Regions from separate parts of the Mus musculus genome. Here region 1 is linked to region 2. Evidence: chromatin loops called from intact Hi-C (ENCODE). Cell type or tissue: gastrocnemius. All regions are shown on one strand. Links, peaks and the distances in the headings refer to the core of each region. The heading gives the core; the rest is flanking DNA. Region 1 overlaps Helz (helicase with zinc finger domain). Region 2 overlaps Cacng4 (calcium channel, voltage-dependent, gamma subunit 4).

Region 1 (10,045 bases), core at 2,923-7,922, 51 kb after region 2:
ATTCAGTAGTGAAGCAGCTCTGGCCCAGAGAGTTAGTTCTCTCTTTTAAAAACAAAAAACCATAAATTCAATTTTTAACAGTTATATGATCCCTCCTGACTTTTATTTAATTGTTGGTGAGTTTTGGACGTTTGTGGCTTTGGGGAAGTGGCCCGTCTTACTGATGCTGTTGAGGACGATTTGCAAGCTTACTTTGCTATCCTTCCAAAGCACCTCAACTGTGGTGACATCCTTCCTTTTGTTCCTGGCTATTTCCTCTGGTCAATCTTTCCGGGCTGGGGAGAGGCATTAATAATACTTGCACAGAGACTCAAGTGCAAGGGTTGAGAGATGGGGGCACTCAGAAGAACAGAAGAGGCTGAAAGCCTGGGTCACAGCTCACTGTTTTCCAATGGGAAGAAAAGGTTCCAGCTTTGCACCTGCCCCTCACTCCTAGAGCGGGACACCTAGGGAGTCTGTGATTAGCAGTCAGCAGAAGGACTCCTTTCCCTCCATTCCCCCCTTGATTTTCCATCTTTCTATGCTGCCTCAATTATCCCTGAGACTCTGGATCCTCAGTCTTAGGGTCACAGAAGGCAAGTATCTCATTTTCTATAATTTCTACAATTAAACAGAGTCATCGACCTTATCTACTCAAGGACCAAAGCTCTAACCTGTCTACACTAACATGGAGACATGATAGATACAGTTTGAGCATAGACACTGGAATAGCATCATTTCAAGTGAATCAACCATGCTTCAGACAGATTCCAGACAAGACCCCAAGATATCAGCATTTGGGGAGACAGAGATGGGGCACAGCTTCCCACCGGAAGCACCGCAGGAGTCCCCCAGACCTTTACGGCCTTCAACTCATGGATTCACGGGATTCAAAGCAGAGACGAGTTTCAGCACTAACCAGCGGCATGCATGAGGTTCCATAATGACATCTAGGTATTAAGCGGGCAGAGTGAGACAGAAAAAGGGGCATGCAGAAGTTAGACCCTTGCTAGTCTTGCTAAATGCTATCTACTTTCCCTTTACAAAGAACCAACTGTGGGTTTCACCGACTCTTTCTTCTCTAGTATTCTCTGCAGTACTGACTCTCTTCATCAGTCTCCCTTCCTGGAGTTTATCTTGCTCTTCCTTGTACAATTTCTGAAGGTGGAGGCTTAGGATTGGCATCTTGTTTCCTTTCTACTTTAAGCATTACACATTCACTCTGATGTTGCTGTGGCAGCGATACATGAATTCAAACTGCTGCATTCTTACTTTCTAACACACAATAAGCATTGATCTGCATTATACACAGACATCTGGAAAACAGGAACCAGAATGGGATTCATAAAAGAGTAGGGTCCAGATACAGAATAAGATAGCAAAAAGTGTAACTACAATACGTTGAAAATTCAAATACATAATGATGCTTGATTCAGAATGACATTCAAAGTGAAAACAAGAAGAAAAAAGCCTCAACAGCCATCCTTGCATCCTGCTAACACACTGAATTACTAGCCTACGAATGAATACAGGACAATAAATTATTTATCTGCCTTTTCCATATAGACTGTATTTTAGTATTTAGTATTTTATCACATTCAATGTTCTCCTTCATAAGAAAAAAAATGCAGAATAAAAATTTTTAAACTTTAGAAGTACTATTTGGCATCTCTACTGAAACAAAAGACTAAAGCCACAGCCATCAACAGCTGCTATGCAGGAAGTTTGCTGAGAACTACTACAAGCAGTGGGTCAGACTGGTGCCTGGCATCTCACCTCAGCCCAAGTTACCATCCCCAGTATGAGAAACCACACATCCCCGTGCACCTTCTTCCACTTGCACTTGAATATGCACATTCACTGAAAACAAACTGTACTATATTTGGCTTGAAATTTTCTTATTAACATCTCATAGACAGTGGCTGAAGAAATGACCCAGCAGTTCAGAACATGCAATGCTCTTGCAAAGGGCCTGGGTTAAGTTCCCAGTACCCACAAGGTAACTGACAATCACCCATGACTCAGGGCCAAGGGATCTGGCAGTCTCTCTGGCCTCTGTGGGTACCAGACAAGCACACTTACATGCATGCAAGCAAAACACTAATGCACATAAAATAAAAATAAATCTTTTTTAAAAGTCATAGATGTCTTTCTGTATCATGAAAACTGTTAGAATATCATATTTAATAACTGGTTATTATTTTTCTTTTTTTACTGGATATTTTCTTTATATTTCAAATGTTATCCCCTTTTCCAGTTTACCCTCCAGAAACCCCCTATCCCATCCCCCACCCCCTGCTTCTATAAGGGTGCTCTCCCACCCACCCACCCATCCTCACCTCCTCACCCAGGCATTCCCCTACACTGGGGCATCGAGACTTCACAGGACCAAGAGCCTCTCCTCCCACTGATGCCCAACAAGGCCATCCTCTTCTACATACAAGGCTAGAGCCATGGGTCCCTCCATGTATACTCTTTGGTTGGTGGTTTAGTCCTTGGGAGCTCTGGGGGGTCTGGTTGGTTGACAACATTGTTGTTCTTCCTATGGGGTTGCAAACCCCTTCAGCTCCTCCAGTCCTTTCTCTAACTCCTCCATTGGGGACCCCATGCTCAGGCCAATGGTTGGCTGTGAGCATCCGCCTCTGTATTTGTCAGGCTCTGGCAATAACTGATTATTTATTTAAATGAATCTTTTTCATTTTCTCACCATTTGAAGAAACTTCCAGCTATGAAACACTCTCGAGCTCCACTAACATTTTAATTTAAATCCCCACAAGCTTATAATCTTACCCTGGAAGTAGCATACCTACCGTGTGGTACAAAGACATCTAAAAAGAGAAAAGCAGGATGAAGGGATTACAGTGTGACAGACAAGGGCTGAGTCAAGTGAAAACTGATGCCCAAAAGTGCTTCTCAAAATATTAACTTAGGTTTTTTTTTTGGTTTTTTGAGACAGGGTTTCTCTGTATAGCCCTGGCTGTCCTGGAACTCACTTTGTAGACCAGGCTGGCCTCGAACTCAGAGATCCACCTGCCTCTGCCTCCCAAGTGCTGGGATTAAAGGCATATGCCACCACACCCAGCTCTAACTTAGTTTTATTTCAAATATAAAGCAAAATAAAACAATAAGCCCTAGTGATATTCATAGACTACGTATTACAATTGTAGACAAAAAACAAAGGTCTATGGGTAATGGTCTGGATAGGAGGTAAAGTGCCTGCATACTATGTACAAAGCCCCGGGGCAATGGTCAGCACTGGACTGGGGGTGGGGGGGTGGGGGGGCGGGGAAGGTGATGAAAATAATTGCTTAATTTTTTTTTCTTAATGATGGAAAAGCTTCATTCCATTCACTAAGCCTCTCTCACCAAAAAATTCCAATGTAAAATATAATAGAAAGACAAACGAACTTGAAAAAGAAATTATTCCCCCACCTAGGAAATAGCATTTTAAAATATGACAAGGGAAAAAAGAGACCTGGAGAATCCTAGACATCCAGCATCTGAGACAGAAGTCTCAGAAGGAAAGACAAGGAAAGCTCAGGATGAAGATTACCAAAGGATGGGATGACCTCAGGTGGCCGAGGGATGTCTGGGATGTTGTGTCTCCGTGACCTGCAGGCAGGTCAGGGAGATACACACCTGTGCCTCCGACCAGAGCACTCGTCAGCTCGGCTCCACATGAAGAGACGCCCCGTGCAAGAAGCCCCTCTCAGGAAAGGACACTTGGGAGTCTGCCCACCGTGTTTTCCTACACCCAAACAGTGAGTCACGGAGGAGACACTAGAACCAAGGCAACACTACAGCTGAGAGAAGTCTGTCTGCATTACTGTGGCACTCTGGGCTGCCTCAACTTCTTAACTCATCCTTAGTGTGGACAGTTGGACCATCCAGCCACCTCTTACAAGAAGACAGAGCCAGTTTGAGCAGGATATGAAACAATTCAGAAGAACCTTCAACTTGGAGCAATGAGCTTTCTCTCTGAAGGATCAAAATGACCACAATTAAGATTTTCAGCTTTTCAAAAGAAGAGCATCCGAGAACTTTCGCTCAGCTCTTAGTACTGGAAAATGAATTGCTTATTGTTAATTTCGGAGATTTGAGGGCTCAGAGTTCGTCATCTGAAAATCCGAACATTCAGCAGTTAGAATGAGATAGATTTCCAGAATGGAAGAATTGCTCCTTCCACTCCCACAACAAGGGGAAATTTTAGATGGCTAAAAATGTAACTCTTTGTCCCAGGAACATGTGCTTTGCCCCAGCATCATGAGAGCTGTAGTTACTCCTTGTCCCCTACACTTTCCTGCCAAGCACGAGCCTCCACTTCATTAATGACGACCCCAGATAAGATCAACATCTTTGTGCCTCAGTCTCCTTTAAAACTAAGTTCCCAGGAGCTGCTGAGATGGCTCAGTGTAAAGCTTGCTGGCCAGCCTGACAACACAGAGGATGACTCCAGCGGGCTCTCCTCTGACCTAAAATCTCTCTTTCACCCCCATACCCCCACACAAACACACACAAATAAAATACATGCAATAAAAAAAAAAAAAAAGGAAAAGAATGAATTGCCAGGTCTGTCGGTACAAGTCTGTTACCCCAGTTATTCATGAGGCTGAGGCAGGAGGATGGAAAGTTCAAGTCCAACTTGGCTATGGACACCAAGCCCATGGCTGGCCTGCATGACTTGGTAAGACTCTATTTTAAAGTGAAAACACAGCTGAGCTATAGCTCAGGAAGCAGCGCTTGGTCTAGTATGCATGAGGGTCTAGCTTTAATCCCTACTACTCAATAATGATGACGGTAAACAAGGGGTTAAAATAAGTGGTAAACAAGGGGTTAAAATAAGTGCTCTCAGGGAACCCTGTTGCAGAACAGGGTTCAGTTCCTAGCATCCACACTGCAGCTCACAACTATTCACAGCTCAGTTCCAGGGAACCAACACCCTCTTGTGGCTTCCTTAGGCACTAGGCACACACATGGTACACATACACACACCCACAGGCAACCATTCACAAACACAAAATAAAAACACTTTTTAAAAAATTCTCCCTGTTGAACTATGACATCATTATGTCACCAAACGTGATTGTTACTTTAAAATTTTAGGGCTAGTACTTCTTTATAAATACTAAGCTGTAATACTAATATTTCAAAAACATGAATGTGTGAACTATAGTTAATATGAACTATACGTAAGAAAGTTACTAAATTTGTGTACAAATTTATATTAATATAGTTGGCAATTTAAGTAAAATTCCCAGCTTGCTTACTAGTCTAAGACCTATCTGTAATGTTAAGGTCAGCAAATTCTTTCATATGAATGCATATAAATAAATGACTGGAGGAAAGGTTAGCATAGTAATAAAAACTTCTATATTTATAATTATGCCCCAAGGCCAATCACCAAGGTAAGACTGAGTGCTCTAGTGGGATCCCAGCTCACATTATGGTGCCAGGGGCTTTAATTAAGGCCCAATGGCTCATCTCAGTGATTAGCTTTGACAATTAGGCACGAAGAGCGCTCTAGCTTACTGATCTGTTGATGACTATGTCTTGTTCTAGGAGGTTTTTCAGGCACCACCTTTTACTGAGGTAAGAAGACAATTATCTCCAGCTGGTTACACAACACAAATCACAAGCCATCAATATGTACATCTACAGGGAGGAGAGGTGAAATCTCCCAGCCCTTGGTCAGGATGACAGCCCTCCAGCATAACACTTGGCTCTGAAGGGGAACTCAGGAGCAAGCATGGCTGGAGAACACAGTGAAATCCAAACTAACTAATGCCGAAACCACAGGTGCTAGAGAGAAACATGAAAATAAGCAAACTGTTCAACAGCCGGGACCTAAAACAGGAAGTATTCCAAGGCAGGGCCACAACAGAGGCACAGTCCTCTTTAACGCTGACTGACTGACCACCAACCAGAATGAGCAGCCGGGAGCACCGCTGTGCCACCCCCCCACCTCCCCACCCCCCACCCCCCGCCCCTCCCCGGGACCAGAAGACTGAGTGAGCAGTCTCTCCACTACCAGCCACACCCCTAGCCGGGAGGGAGCCAATTCTCTAAGGAGGCTGCTATGATAATATCATCACTGCAAACAAAAATGTGCAATTTCAGAAACCAGTTCTTATTGGTACAGTGACAATCTGAAGAGGATTTTTCATTTTCTCCATTTATTTCTTTAATCAGACTATTTCAGAGTGAAGCGCATCTGAGACGGAGAAGCGCGCTTTGTGCCAGTGTCAGCACTGCCAGGCTGCGGGAAACGGAAGTTCTTAACTTGACAAATCTACGGCCACTTAAGGAGAATGAGGATTTGTTTTCACAATGAAACGCCTGGGAGGTATAATGGGAGAAGCTTGCACTACAACAATGAGCAGAGCATGAGACAAAACAGCATCCCAAGGAACCAGAACTGACAACACGGAAGATTTTAAAGAGAAACACACAAAACGAACGGTCGAGAGCGGAGAGAGGGAGAACAACCAACACATGGGAGAGCACACTGTTCCCTAAAGGAGCAACCCAAAGCACTTCAGGGAAAAAGTCCTTCCAATTTAAGCTATACGTTTAATATACTTCAAATAGAAATCTAAAGGAGGTTTTAGAGGTATATAAGGAAGAGAAAGAATTGACAATGATATTCTAAACTTCTAGTAGGAAAGTCTTAAAACAGTCTCGCCTCCTCTTCCACACAATATAGAAACAGGAAGAGGAAGAGGGACGTCACACTACCTCCAGGTTCACAGTCACAGCATTAAGCCTCGTCTGAATTGAGAGTGTCACTCGGGTACAGAACAGAGACTGCAGGAGGAAAACAAGCACCAAGTCCGGAAAGTGACTTCACTACAGGATACCCTGGAGAGTGGCTTCCTCAGAGGTGAGACTATCAGTCATCATGCAAAATGAACATTTTCACACATATCAAAATCAGCCTTCAAGAGCAATCGTTCTGTGTACATGTATGTGTAAGCCTGCATGAACACATGTGCTCTATGTGCATGCAGGAGCCTGCAGAGGCCGGGAGGGCGTCTGGTCCTCTGGGGCTGGAGTTGTAGGCAGTTGTGAGCCACAGTGGGTGCTGGGACCCTGGTCCTCTGTAAGAGCAGTAAGTGCCCTTAACACTAGCCATGTCTCCAGCCTGGGAAAACTTTCAACGGCACCCAAAAGTCACCACATCCCGAGCCCTGGGAGGCAGCCAGCTAAGACCAGAGCTCTGCGGACTGCATTTGCTCTTCACTGAAACAGGAGCACAACGCAACGCTAGGTGAAGACTCTGTTGTTTGACAAGAACGCTAGGTCTAGTTAGCGGTGGGGCTCCAACTAGTGCAGGGACAAGGACAAATCTGCACTCAAGGTAAGCGGTTAGGGTGAGCACTTTCATCCCCTGAGATTAATCTGCCAAGGTTTCTGGCAACAAAAGAATCCACAGTAGGGGAAAAAAAAACAACTTTCTTTGAATTGTTAAAGTTAAAGAAATTGCTTTAAATGGTTGGAAATAAACAGTGAGAGCATATGCCATTCACTGTGGGAGATGATTCATGCAAAATCACTTTGAACACACAGAAATTACCCTAATACATTGAAAATGTCAAAAATCCACAATGTGGTAAAAATAATGTTTGGCCTGTCAAAGAATTTCTTCAATTGCTGCAACTTAGTCATCGCTCACGAACCCAGTGTAAGAAGCAAGATGACCAAGTGTTTTTGCAAAGTGAACGAAGTCAGTGACAAATGAAGACACCTATTTATATACTCACAGTGACACAAAGAGACCATCGCTGAAAACATCAGAGAATAAAGAACTTAAACTCCAAAACCATGGACAACTTAAGAAGATCAGTGATTCAAGCAGATTTACTCAGTATGAAGAGTTACTTGCAAAATATACACTGTGACGCCCATGAGAACTGGGACATGGTCCTCACACCGGTGTTAGGTATGCACCCAGCAAGAGAGGTGTGGCCACACTTGGGACTGGGAAAGCAGCTCAGTCCTTCTCCTTAAAAACAACAAACACGGGGGCTGGAGAGATGGCTCAGCGGTTAAGAACACTGACTGCTCTTCCAAAGGTCCTGAGTTCAAATCCCAGCAACCACATGGTGGCTTACAACCATCCATAACAAGATCTGATGCCCTCTTCTGGTGTGTCTGAAGACAACTACAGTGTACTTACATATCGTAAATAAATAAATCTTTAAAAAAACAAACAACACTCAAATGCATCAAACAACTCTTTGAGCTAAGAAACTAAAAGCTTGCAGCTTCAATGAGAATATTTAGTCAAGAAAAACCAGAGAATTTATTTCATAAAAACAACACGTTCTGTGGTAAAGGTCGTACTCTCTGTTCTTCAGCCCTGTGGCAGCCTTGAAAGTAAGCCCTGTCTGCGGGGGGCAGAGGAGGCCTCGTCCTCACAGAACTAGGGTTTGCTTTGACTCCCTGGAAGATTACATCAGAACATGTCAGCCAGCTGTGGTGGCTCAAGCCTGTAATCCCGGAGCTCAGAAGGACAATTTCTGCTTCAAGGCCATCTCAAACTCACACTGAGATCCTGTCTCAAAGAAAGATGTTTAATTCACATTTCACCATTGCCTGGTTTGGGGGTGTATGCCTGCAATCCAAGGGTGAGAGGCCAAGATCAGAGGACTTGAATACAAGACCAGTTTAGGCCACATACTGAGCCCAAATAAAAGTGTAACTTTACCTTGTTTTAATAAAACACCTCTAAACAATTACCTACCATCCCTTTACACTCTCTGATCCTTAGTTGCTATAAGCTGACTGGGAACTGCTAGACAATAACAGTCGACACATTGTACAATTGGGAAGCTTGTTTTGATATGTGTATGCATGTTTTGCCTGCAGATTTCTAAAGAATCCAGAAGACGCAACTGCTCCCTTGGAACTGGAGTTACAGAAGGTTGTGAATCATCATGTAGGTGCTGGGAAGTGATCCCAGGTCCTATGGAAGAGCACTCAGAGTTCTTCAGTGCTGAGCATCTCTCTAGCCCCACCTTGGCAGTTAACCCCTGAAATCACGACAAGCTTCCCATCAGTGAGAGTTATCTCGGTCAAAGCTGTCTCTGTCTCCCGACACTCCCTTGGCAGCCGGCCTTATGTTAATTGACTAAATGTTCAGGCATTTGGAAACTGGTCTGACTATGTGCCTACTACCTTCATACATATCATCCTACAAAAAGCTCAGGAAGACAGAGAGAACCAGTGCTTGGAAATGCCACTCACTAGAAATAACAGTACCTTTAAAAAGTACTAGTTAGCAAGATCAACCTAATAAAAGATAAGCCACTAAGGTCCATGTCCTGAGATTAGAAAGGCCAACACTATTCAGATATAGAGTCCTCCGATGTAAAAACATGCCAAAACAGTGATAAAATACTTTTAAGTGACTTAATGTTTCAACAATACCACCTATAAAACCTGAAACAGCACAAAAAGATACATGTTAAAATAATTTTCAAAAAAGATTATTTTTTAAAGATACTCTGTCTGGTGAAACATCCTTTTATCAAGTGGGTAAACACGATTCACAGGGGCAGTGTTTGCTCACAGCCAGCTAATCCCCAGACAGAAGAGCACTGAAAGGTTACCTCTTCTAGGCTGGGGAGCGAAGAAGCAGACACTGTTCGAGATGACAGTGGGTGAAATGGCTCTTGACCAGCAGCGTGTTGATGGTTCTGGATGTGTATAAAAGGGTTCTGTGGTGGCCTGGGAGGCAATGGAGGTAGGCCATAGGGAAAGCCCGGCCCTATTAAGTGATTCTGCTGCAAGTTAGCAAAATTCCATGCTCCTTCCGGAGCCAGGTATTTCAGAGGAGGAGGGGCAAGGTGTTCAGATGGCAACGAGAAAGGGGAGCCAAATAGCTGAGGCGGGAGGCGCTGCGGGAATGCTGGGCTGTTGGCTACTTCAATGTCTCTGCTGCTGTCATTAAAGTTAGCAAACTGGCTACTGTGGTCTGTGGAGGAAGGGGGAGACGGGACCGCTGGCGGACTTCTAGGCTGAACTTGTCTGTACTGCAGAAGTCTTGACTGAGGTGGTGGCATTT
Region 2 (10,045 bases), core at 1,719-6,718:
TTTTAAAATGTTCTATTCTTGATGTGGGGAGGTGAGGGACATGCTCCTTTGAGGTCCTTATGAGTGTCTAGTGTCCCAGGTGTAGGACTTACGTGGGGCACCCAAGAGAAAGAGGGTGAGGGGGTGGGGGCAGACACCATGTGAACAAGACTGAGGTCTCTGTCTTGAATCTGAGGACCAGACTCCGTTTAGTCTGCAGGTGCTTTGCCATTGAGATGCTTTACCATGGATAAGCTGGGAGCAGCTGAGCTAATGATGGGACTTGGCAAAGCCCTGAACTCCCCAGGGCATGGCAACTTGTAGCTAAGGATTCCCAGGGACACTTTTTCCTCGGTATCTTTATAAGATGGTAAGAAAGGGGGCTGGGTAACCAGGACAGAGAGTTTAGGTGGCCTGGACAAAGATATGCCATCAACAGGACTCAGCTTCCTAGTTTGGTGTCCTTCCCTGGGACCAGGTTGCAAGAGGCCTTCTTGAAGGAGACACTAGCTGAGAAAAATGGCCAGCAGGCTTCCCTTTGCTGGTAAAGCACTGAACAGCCTCCACACCCCTGCACCCCCCCCCCACACACACACACATACAACACAGTCGGGGCAGCCAGCTGCCACTGCCCCTGCACAGGGAGGGGCAGGGTAAGAGAGGGAGAGAAGCACAAGGTTGACCCCATCCACCCAAGCTATACTTGGCAGATTGCACAGGCTCCAACAACTGCTATGAGTCACCAGCTTCTCCCTCGAGTGGCTTTTGCTGGGTATCAGAGGCCTGAAGGAAGATTATTAGTGATTTCCCTTAGTTCTGCCCACCTCCCTATCCCATGGCACCATTCCTGTCTCGTAGGACTGCGATCTGGAATTTTCTTCCCGAGTGATGGGCTGGCTCTGCTGGTCTCTCTCAAACCATGCTCTCCTCCCTTTTTCAAAGGCTTCTTGCATCCTGGTTCCAGGGAAGGGCACCACGCTAAGGACTGAGATCTGTTTTCCCCATACCTCTGCCCTCTCCCAGCCTGTCTGAACTCTGTCCTGGTTTCTTATCCCTCTTTCAAACACATGTCCCTGAGTATGTTGAGCCATCAGGTCCCACAGCCTGGGGAGTTCGGGCTTTTGCCAAGCCCCACCAGTGACCATAATGTAGACTGGCTGTGTTGTTAGCCTGGAGCCAGTTCTGCCTGGAGTTAGCACCTTGTGCCAAACACCCATGTCCACTGTTTATTCTTAGCCTGGAGGAAACCCTGTCTCAGCAGAAGCTGTGCAGCCATCCTGGGCTGACTCTCGTGCCAGGCTGCATTTAGGGACTCTCCGCCACCTCCTGCAGTCATGTGGCCATGTGTTTAGCCGAGCTGAAAGTGCTGCCTCCATAATTTGCAGAGATAGGTCTTTTAGAACCAACACAGAAACCAATGCTGTAGTTCCTTAATGAAAATAAAATTTCAGGGCTCTGGGGAAGGGGTGAGGCTCAGTCAGTAGAGTGCCTGCCTTGAAAGCCTGAGGACCTGAATTCGATCCCCAGGGCTCACTTAACGATGCCCAGCCTAAGGTGGTGGGTTCTGACAGTCTCAGTATTGGGAAGGCAGAGTCCGGAGTATCCCTGGTGCTCCCTCTGGCCAATCAGGTGCTCTTCAAGGTCAATGAGAGACCCTGCCTCAAAGAACGGGGACAGGGTTTCTGAGGATGGTCTCCATGTATACATGCACACATTTGAACCACTACCCCACACACAGAGAGACATTTGTCTTATTTGTGTTGGTTAGTTGGTTGGTTGGTTTTTATTTGTAGCTTTTTGTGTTAAGGTTTCTCTGTGTAATGGTTCTGGCTATCCTGAAACTTGCTTTGCAGACCAGGCTGGCCTCAAACTCACAGAGATCCCCCTGCCTCTGTCTGCCAAGTGCTGAGATTAAAGATGTGTGCTACCATTGCCAGCCTGCATCCACTTTTTTTTTTTTTTTTTTTTTTTTTTTTTTTTTGGTTTTTCGAGACAGGGTTTCTCTGTATAGCTCAGGCTGTCCTGGAACTCACTTTGTAGACCAGGCTGGCCTCAAACTCAGAAATCCGCCTGCCTCTGCCTCCCCAGTGCTGGGATTAAAGGCATGTGCCACCATGCCTGGCTTTGCATCCATTTCTAAAAAGAAGAAAACTCAAAAACACTCCCCGCCCAGCCCTGGGCTAGCTCAGTAGCTTCCATTCTAGCCTTCAATGTATAGCCTTCATTGTATTACATAAGAGAAGGCCAACTATACGCTTAACAGCCCCAAGTATTAATGATGAAGCTAAAAGAACTTCATTTCCCATGTGAAGTCCACCCAGTAGAGCGTGGAGACAGGCCCTGGTCTATGCTGTCATGCAGAGACTCCAGCCCAGGCTGTGGAGTTTGCCCTGTGGCAGGTGGAATTTGAAAGCAGGTGATTTGGGTTTGAATGTGACCTCCTTTTCGCTCACTGTCAGGCAGAACACAGTCACATGGCTACATCCAAGCACAAGAGAAAGTAGGGCTGTGACCTACAGGAGGGGAAAAGAGTTAGGGGGACAGCTGGCCAGGCTCTGCCCCAAGCAGACACCTTTGGAACCTTTTCTTGCCTTTCTACTCCCAAACCTTTTGAGGTATGCGCACTTAAAAGTGAAGTCTTTGCCTGTGACAGTACCAACCTCTATGTGTCCTGAGCCCCTCCCTGGGTCTCACATGATTATCTGGCCACATCTTTGCTCCGGATATAGAAGCAGAGGACTCTGTTCCAGTCTTTGGTATAAGATGGACCCATGTCACACTCTTCTCAAGTGAGGAACAGGTTTGAGCCCATGCCTCTATTACACAAGAACACAACACCAGTGAGCACATGACCAGCTAGCTGGCCTGGCCTGGCCTGGCCTCGTCCACCTGCCCAGCATAGAGGAATCAATTTCAAAGATGGGGAGAGTGTGTAGAAGAAATGAAAGAAAGCAAGGCAACCTTTTTAATTTCATAACTACTAAAAGAAAGAAAGCCGCCCTGCCCAGTGGCTCTCCTGTGGGAAAAGAGATCTTGCGCCATGGTGGGCACTTGCCAACACCTGAGACGTTTCTCCTTGAAGTGGTTGCATGTGGGTCTTCTGGGAGCACAAAGGACGCTGCTAAATCTTGTTCAGTGCCCAGAATAGCCTCTTACCCTCGGAATGGACTGTTGCAAACATCAGTAAAGCCAAGGCAAAGAGCTGCACGCTAGCCTGACTGCAGAGAGGAAAACCAAGGCACAGAACAGGATGGTCACTCCTGTGAGACCACACAGCAGCTGCAGGGGACTTGTGTCTAGACAACAAACCTAAGACCTTTACTTTTCTAATTCTCCACGTTCCTTTTTCCTACCACATGGGAGGATTTCTGACTTTTTTTTTCCTCTTGATTGTTGAGCCATGCATTTCCAGATTAGAAATCGGGGGTTAGGAAAGGAAAGGGGGAAATGGCCCCTGTCGGGGGATGAAGGATGGGGAGCCTCCTTGAAGTCTGTCCCTGAATTTTGGAAACAGTGTTATAGGGTTGAACAAGCTCAGAAGCATTGCCCAGCGTGACACACGGGCACACAGCTCGGGGGTGTCTTCCCAGCCTGCCCACATCCGGCAGCTGCGGCACTGTGGCCAAGGGCCAGGAAAGGTCCTGACAAATCCCAGCCCTTCCCCCTAGGGCAGCAGCAATGGGCAACCATCAGCCTGTCACAGCCCCATCCCTGCTTGCAGACAAGGAGACTTGCCACCAGGGGCCTTTGAGAGAATGAGTTAGATTCTAAACAAGGAACTGCTGTAAAAAAAAAAAATCCAGTTTAGACATTTCATCTGAAGGGCTGGAGAGATGGCTCAATGGTTACGAGTAGGTACTACTGTTACTGGGGACCTGAGTTCATTCTCCAGCATCCACATCAGGCAGCTCACAACTAACTGTAACTCCAGCTCCAAAGATCGGATTACCTCTGGCCTCTGCAGGTACCTGCCCGCAGGGATACATGCCCACATGTAGACATAAACATCTACTCTACACATAATTAAGATAATAAATGCAAATCTTTTTTAAAGATCGGATTTGAAGGCTCAAGAGCGTTTACCGAAAGCTCTCAAGGAGTTTCCAGTGTTGGATTGTTCTAGAACAACACTTGAGAACCAGACCTGCCCACACCCATTGCTCTTGGACAGAATACCTGCGTCTGGTAGAGCCTTCCTATGGCCAGCTCCTTCCACTGACAGCCGCTTACTTCACCTTCATGTGCCCCAGACTTGTGGATAGTAATGGATATTATTCTTCAAGTCCCATCCAGCAACCTCTATTCCCTCCTGGGGAATTTCTGACTTCATAAAGCTCACACACCAAGCTGAAAAAGCCCAGGGGCCCCAGAAGCCTGGCTGTACAAGTAGAGGACCTGTCCTGTGTCACCAAAGTGGAGCCACTGGAGCTGGCTTTAAGGACCCCACCTGCTGCTTCTACCTGAAGGGGAGAGGCTTGTCCTCTCTAACCTTTGTCCCCTGAGTAGCATTCTAGGGGACATACCAGTGCCAGAGGAATACTCAGAACCTACAAATAAAATTGTAATAACCAAATCTGTCACACAACACACACACACACACACACACACACACACACACACACACATTTCTGTTTTAAAATTTCTATGGTTAAGTTGTGCAGTGGTGCCTTTCTCCTTTAATCCCAGCACTCAGGAGGCAGAGGCAGATGGATCTTTGTGAGTTCAAAGCCAGCCTGGTCTACAGAGTGAGCTCCAGGACAACCAGGACTACACAGAAAAACCCTGTCTTGAAAAGCCAAAACGAAAACAACAAAAAAAATTGTTTATAGTTAATACATTTGCCTTTAAAAAATAAAAAGTTATAAGGGGTTGTCCAGTTAGTAGACCTGAGTTTTGGGATCCCAAAACTCACAGAAAAAGTCAGGCATGGCAGCGCACACCCTTACCCCAGTGCTGAGATGGGCAGAGATAGGGAGAACCTTATGAGTCCTGCCAGCCAGCCACTCTGGCTAAATCAATGAGCTTCAAGTTCGGTGAGAGACCGTGTCTCAAATGAAGATGGAGAATGCTAGAGGAAGACACTCAGGGCTGACCTCTGACCTCTGCGTACATATACAAGTACACACACATGTACACGAATACACTACACAGAGATTAAAACATGCATGTGAGCATGCATGCATGCATACACAGAGAGGGGTCAGAGGAGCCATAGCTTAAGGAGATAGATGCCTCTGTCTCTATTTGCTGGTTTTGATCACAAGACTCTTCTCACAGCATTTTTTACAAGACCTCATGTGTCCCTGGCCAGCTTGGAAATTATGTATGATAACTTCAAACTTCTGATTCTCCTGCCTCTACCTCTCAAAGTGTTGGCATTACAGGTATATACCACCACATGCAAGTTAAACAATGTGTGTGGGGAGGGGGTTGAATTCAAGGCTCTGTGCATCCTATCCAAGTGTTCCAGCAGCTGAGCTGCATCCCAGTCCCCCCAGCAACATCTTTAAGTATTCTTCAAAAAAATATTTTTGGTTTGCTGTGCTGGGAATAAAACCCAGAGCCTCAAGTATGTTAAACATGACCTTCACCACTGAGCTATGGGCCCAACATAAAAACCAATATTTAGTGGCTACAAACGACAGAGAGATGGATATTTGATTGGTGTCCTATTGCTGAACATTGCTATTTGCTTACCGGCAGATGGCACCTGACTGGACCCGAGACCCAGGATTCTCGACCTCCAGTTGGTGGAGATCTGGTGACCTCTCAGTCAGGGCTTCCATCCTTAACCCTGAGGCTGATGAAAACCCCAGGCTTCCACACCTGAGGTGTTAGTTATTTTTCCTCCCTGTTATGATAAAAAAAAAAAAAAACTGACAAAGGCAACAGAAGGAAGAAAGGGTTTCTTTTACTGCTCGGTTTGAGGATGCAGTCCATCATGACGTGGCAGGAGCCTGAGGTGGCTGGCCACCTTACATCCACGATCAGGAAGCTGAGAGAGGTCACAGGGCTTCGTGCACACTTTCCTTTCTATTCAGCCCAGGATCCCAGCCCTTTGGATGATGCCACCCACATTCAGGGTGGGTCTTCACATCTAAATTAAAATAAACTAGACCAGGGTTTCTCAACCTGTGGGTCGTGAGCCCTTTGGATGTCAAAAGACCCTTTCACAGGGGTCACCTAAGACCATCAGAAAACACAGATATTTACATTGTAATTTATAACAGCAGCAAAATTATAGAAATGAGAGAGAAACAAAAATAGCTTTATGGCTGGGCAGGGGCGGGGCGGAGGCGGGTCACCACTACATGAGGAACTGCATTAAAGGGTCCTAGCATTAGAAAGGTTGAGAATCACTGAGCAAGATGATCCTTCTCTGACATACTCAGAGGCCAGCCTAATCTAGATGATGTCTCACAGACACACCCATTGACTAACCTAGTCTGGAGGATCCTCCCAGACATGCCTAGAACCTTTACTGCTAGGTAATTCTATATCCTAAGATGCTTCATCCCAGCAGACCATAGTCTTGCCTGTCCTCAGCCACACTCCCAAGTGCATTCCCCTCTCCCCCACCATATAGCCTAGCCCATCAGCTAACAGAGCTGAGAGGTAAATCACTCCAAACCTAGGAACATCAGACAGCCACTAAATACAGACTGGAGGCCTGACAAGATGGCTCAGTGGGTAAAGGCATTTGCCACTAAGCCTGTGGGATGACCCTGGGATTTTACATCAGGTGGGGAACTAACTCTCAGAAGGCAAACACACACACACACACACACACACACACACACACATACACACACACACTGAAGGGTTCTCAGTTTAGTTCAACTGGGCCAGAGCCCCGTGGTTTTTCTCTGTTTCATAGCCTAGACCCCCCCCATTGGGGGTGGGTGGGGGGAGTCTGGATGGCAAGGGAAAAAAGTGGAAGTCTCAGGAGATGGAAAACCCTTTCTGAGCTCAAGAGAAAATATTTCTGTTCTTGACTGGGAATGGTGGTTGCAAGATGTGGTAGCAAGGATTCTGCTGTAGTTGCTTTCAAGATGGCTGTCTTTGGGGCTCTACCCTAGCTCTATTTCCCCTCCCACCTCCCACCCATCCCCCATTTCCACGATGCTCTCCAGAACTCCTTACATCTTCAGATCTCTCCGCTGAGTTCTTTTCCATTTCCACAGCCTCCTATAACGACCCCGCCTCCCCTACCCACCCGGAAAGGCTCCTGCCCAGTTTCCCAGTATAGCTGCCCAGCCCCAGAAGGTACGTGGTAAGGGAAAAGAGAGCTCTGGGGACCTATAGGAAAACATGCTGGAAGAGAGATGCCTGAGACGTGCAGCTTCCAACAAAACTGGCAAGATATTCTCAGGAACAGAAGCCAGGAAAGCGAGAGTCCTGTACTCCCAGGTTTGGAGTTACAGGAGGCAGCATCCGGTGCCAAAGGTGGGTCACTCCAAACCCTCCCCTCAGACAAAAAAACCTCTGCAGGCATGAATGGGACACCCCAATCCTTTCCTATCACTGTTGTCCCCTAACTCCTCTTCACTATTCCTGCACGTGTGTCAGAGATGATATCTCTAGCGACCAACTTCCTTTATGCCCCGAGCCCCACCCAGATCATAAGAAAGAAGAGTACTGTCCGTGAGGTAAGTCACTCAATGACTAACTCCCTGGCCTCCTAGCTCTCTGAGCCTCTCTCCTATGCTGATACATATATGTACACATACATGAATAATCCAGTAAGTCATTTTTAAAATGCTAAGTATTTTGCGCTGAAGCGGTTACCCTAGATTACCCATGTGGTCCTAGTGCTAGCACAAAAGTCCTCATAAAGTAAAGAGAGAGGCAGAAGATCCAGGAATGTGCTGGAGGCAGAGGTCAGAGCTGCAGAGTTGCTGGCTTTGAAGATGCGGAGACGCAGGCACGCACGCACGCACGCACGCACGCACGCACGCACAGAGGGTTTATTTGCTTCCCACAGGACTTCCGGAGGAACATGGCCAGTGCACATCCTCCCGGTGAAGCAGCCTGAACAGTGGATCGATGGATGTGGAGCTTTTGAACCACTGAGTGTGTGACGGTTCTAAAAGCAACAGAAAATGAGTACGGGGTCCTGGCCATGCCTTAGCACATCACTGACCGACTCCCTGAGCACGAAGCTGACTCCCAGCAACCATTCTTGGTGGCCCATCTAAGCTGTCACCCCAGCCTCACAACGGCTGTATTGACTTTCCCAGCTCCCTGAACCCTCCTGATACTTCACTCCGCGCTTGATTTGATCTCCTAGGTCACCAAGGAAACTGGAGGCTTCTTGAATCTTGCTCAAGGATATAAACACATTCGATTTAGCTTTTCAAATAGCAAATTAATCTTCTTCTAACCTACAAGCCCTTCAGAACTTTGCTCTCCTGTGAACTTCCTTTCTAAGCTAAGCATGTCATGGGAATGGCCTATGGGAGCTGTCCGTCCTTCCTTACCTGCTAGCCATTCCTTGGCTATAATCACAAATTATATTTGTGGTGTTGCTTTATTGTCTGTTGGTTATTAAAAATCAGCGGGCACTTTTCCATCTGGGTCTTCATCACACCTCATCTTCTCAGCTGCTGTCTTCTAGTAACCTATACCTTACACTCAAAATTGCTGACTCTCAGGGAATTGCAGTCTGCCTACTTGTGATTTTCTCCAAATGGACAGATAGACCCGCCAGTCCACTGGCAACAGTGAGTTTACATTCTTGCCAATTCAAGAGTGTTGCCCAACTTGAGTGTTCATTTGGAACATTTGACTTGAACTGGCAAACTCTTTCTTCCTCTTGAGCCTTCTATGACAACAGTAAGCCAGCTTTAACCTCACGAGTGAGAACAATTCGCATGGCAGAGCAACAAGAGGGCAGATTCCTAGATGCATGGTTTCCTGGAAGATAATGGTCACCCTACCACCCTACACCCTAGACTGTAACTTAAAAAGGAGATGTACTACCAAACGAAGACATTGCCTTTAAGGCTCCTGATTATAACAACAGACTAGACTAAGGAACATAGTATCTGAACCTAAACCTCAGTTTCTCCCTCCAGTATAATGTTGTAGTCAACAACATCACTGCCTACCAAAGCCTTAGTTAGGTTTTCCATTGTTTGAAGACACACCATGACCAAGGCAATTCCTATAAAGACAAACATTTAATTAGGGCTGGCTTACAGTTTCAGAAATTCAGTCCACTATCATCATGGTGGGAAGCAGGGCAGCATGCAGGAAGACATGGTGCTGGAGTTCTACATCTTGATCCAAAGACAGCCAGGAAGAAACTTTTCTGCAGGCAGCCAGGAAGAGGGTCTCTTCCACACTGGATGGAACCTGAGCATAGGAGGCCTCAAGGCCCACCTACAAAGTGACACACTTCCTCCAACAAGCCCACACCCCCTCCAATAAGGCCACACCTCCTAATAGTGCCTCTTCCTGGGCTAAGCATATTCAAACCGCCACAGCCTCCATGACCCCAGTCTTTGCTCTTTCCCACGGTCAGTCTCTCGTCAAATCCTTTTGTGTCTACACCTGGGGGGTTTCCAAACAGGCCCTCTCCCTCTTGGCACCTGACTTGGTTCACTTGGTAACTACCAATCCTAGCATTTCAGTCTCATTTCCATCACTTATGGACAGACAGCCTTGATGCAAGTGTGGTGGTTTGAATGCAAATGGCCCCATAAATAGTTCATACACTGGAACACTGGGTCTCTAGTTGGTGGAACTGTTTGGTAAGGATTAGGAGGTGTGGCCTTGATGGAGGAGGTGACTCACTGGGGGTGAGCCATGAGGTTTAAAAAGCTTATGCCATTATGAGCTCTCTTTCTCTCTCTCTCTCTCTCTCTCTCTCTCTCTCTCTCTCTCTGCCTTGTGGCTGTTGTTTTAAAATGTGAGCTCTCACCTATTGCCTAATGCCATGCCTGCCTACTGCCATGTTCTCCACCCTCATGGTCAAGGACTGTAACCCTCTGCACCTGTAAACCCCAATAAATTCTTCCTTCTAGAACCGTGGTCCTCAACCTTCCTAAGGCTACGGCAACCC

Evidence for each region. Peaks named below come from ENCODE experiments on the same cell type or tissue, not always from the same donor. Only the 100,000 strongest peaks of a DNase experiment are listed, where the experiment ranks them.
Region 1: a loop joins it to region 2, with 5 times the contacts of the local background. A loop is called at or near these places in 2 of 42 quality-filtered maps.

The regions. Positions count from the first base shown.
Region 1 is chr11:107,672,591-107,682,635 of GRCm38, reverse strand. It overlaps Helz (helicase with zinc finger domain), which reads right to left. Exons shown (of 33, transcript NM_001368755.1): 31 at 9,591-10,045. Among named protein-coding and RNA genes, the nearest start is that of Cacng1, 39 kb to the left of the region's middle. In gastrocnemius, for the core only: a CTCF peak has its summit at 4,917 (motif pointing left); no DNase peak of the experiment used is centred there; H3K4me3 peaks cover 619 bases; H3K27ac peaks cover 788 bases.
Region 2 is chr11:107,722,324-107,732,368 of GRCm38, reverse strand. Cacng4 (calcium channel, voltage-dependent, gamma subunit 4) reads left to right here. Exons shown (of 4, transcript NM_019431.4): 4 at 1-12. Among named protein-coding and RNA genes, the nearest start is that of Cacng1, 11 kb to the right of the region's middle. In gastrocnemius, for the core only: a CTCF peak has its summit at 3,737; a DNase peak (open chromatin) is centred at 3,607; H3K27ac peaks cover 2,013 bases.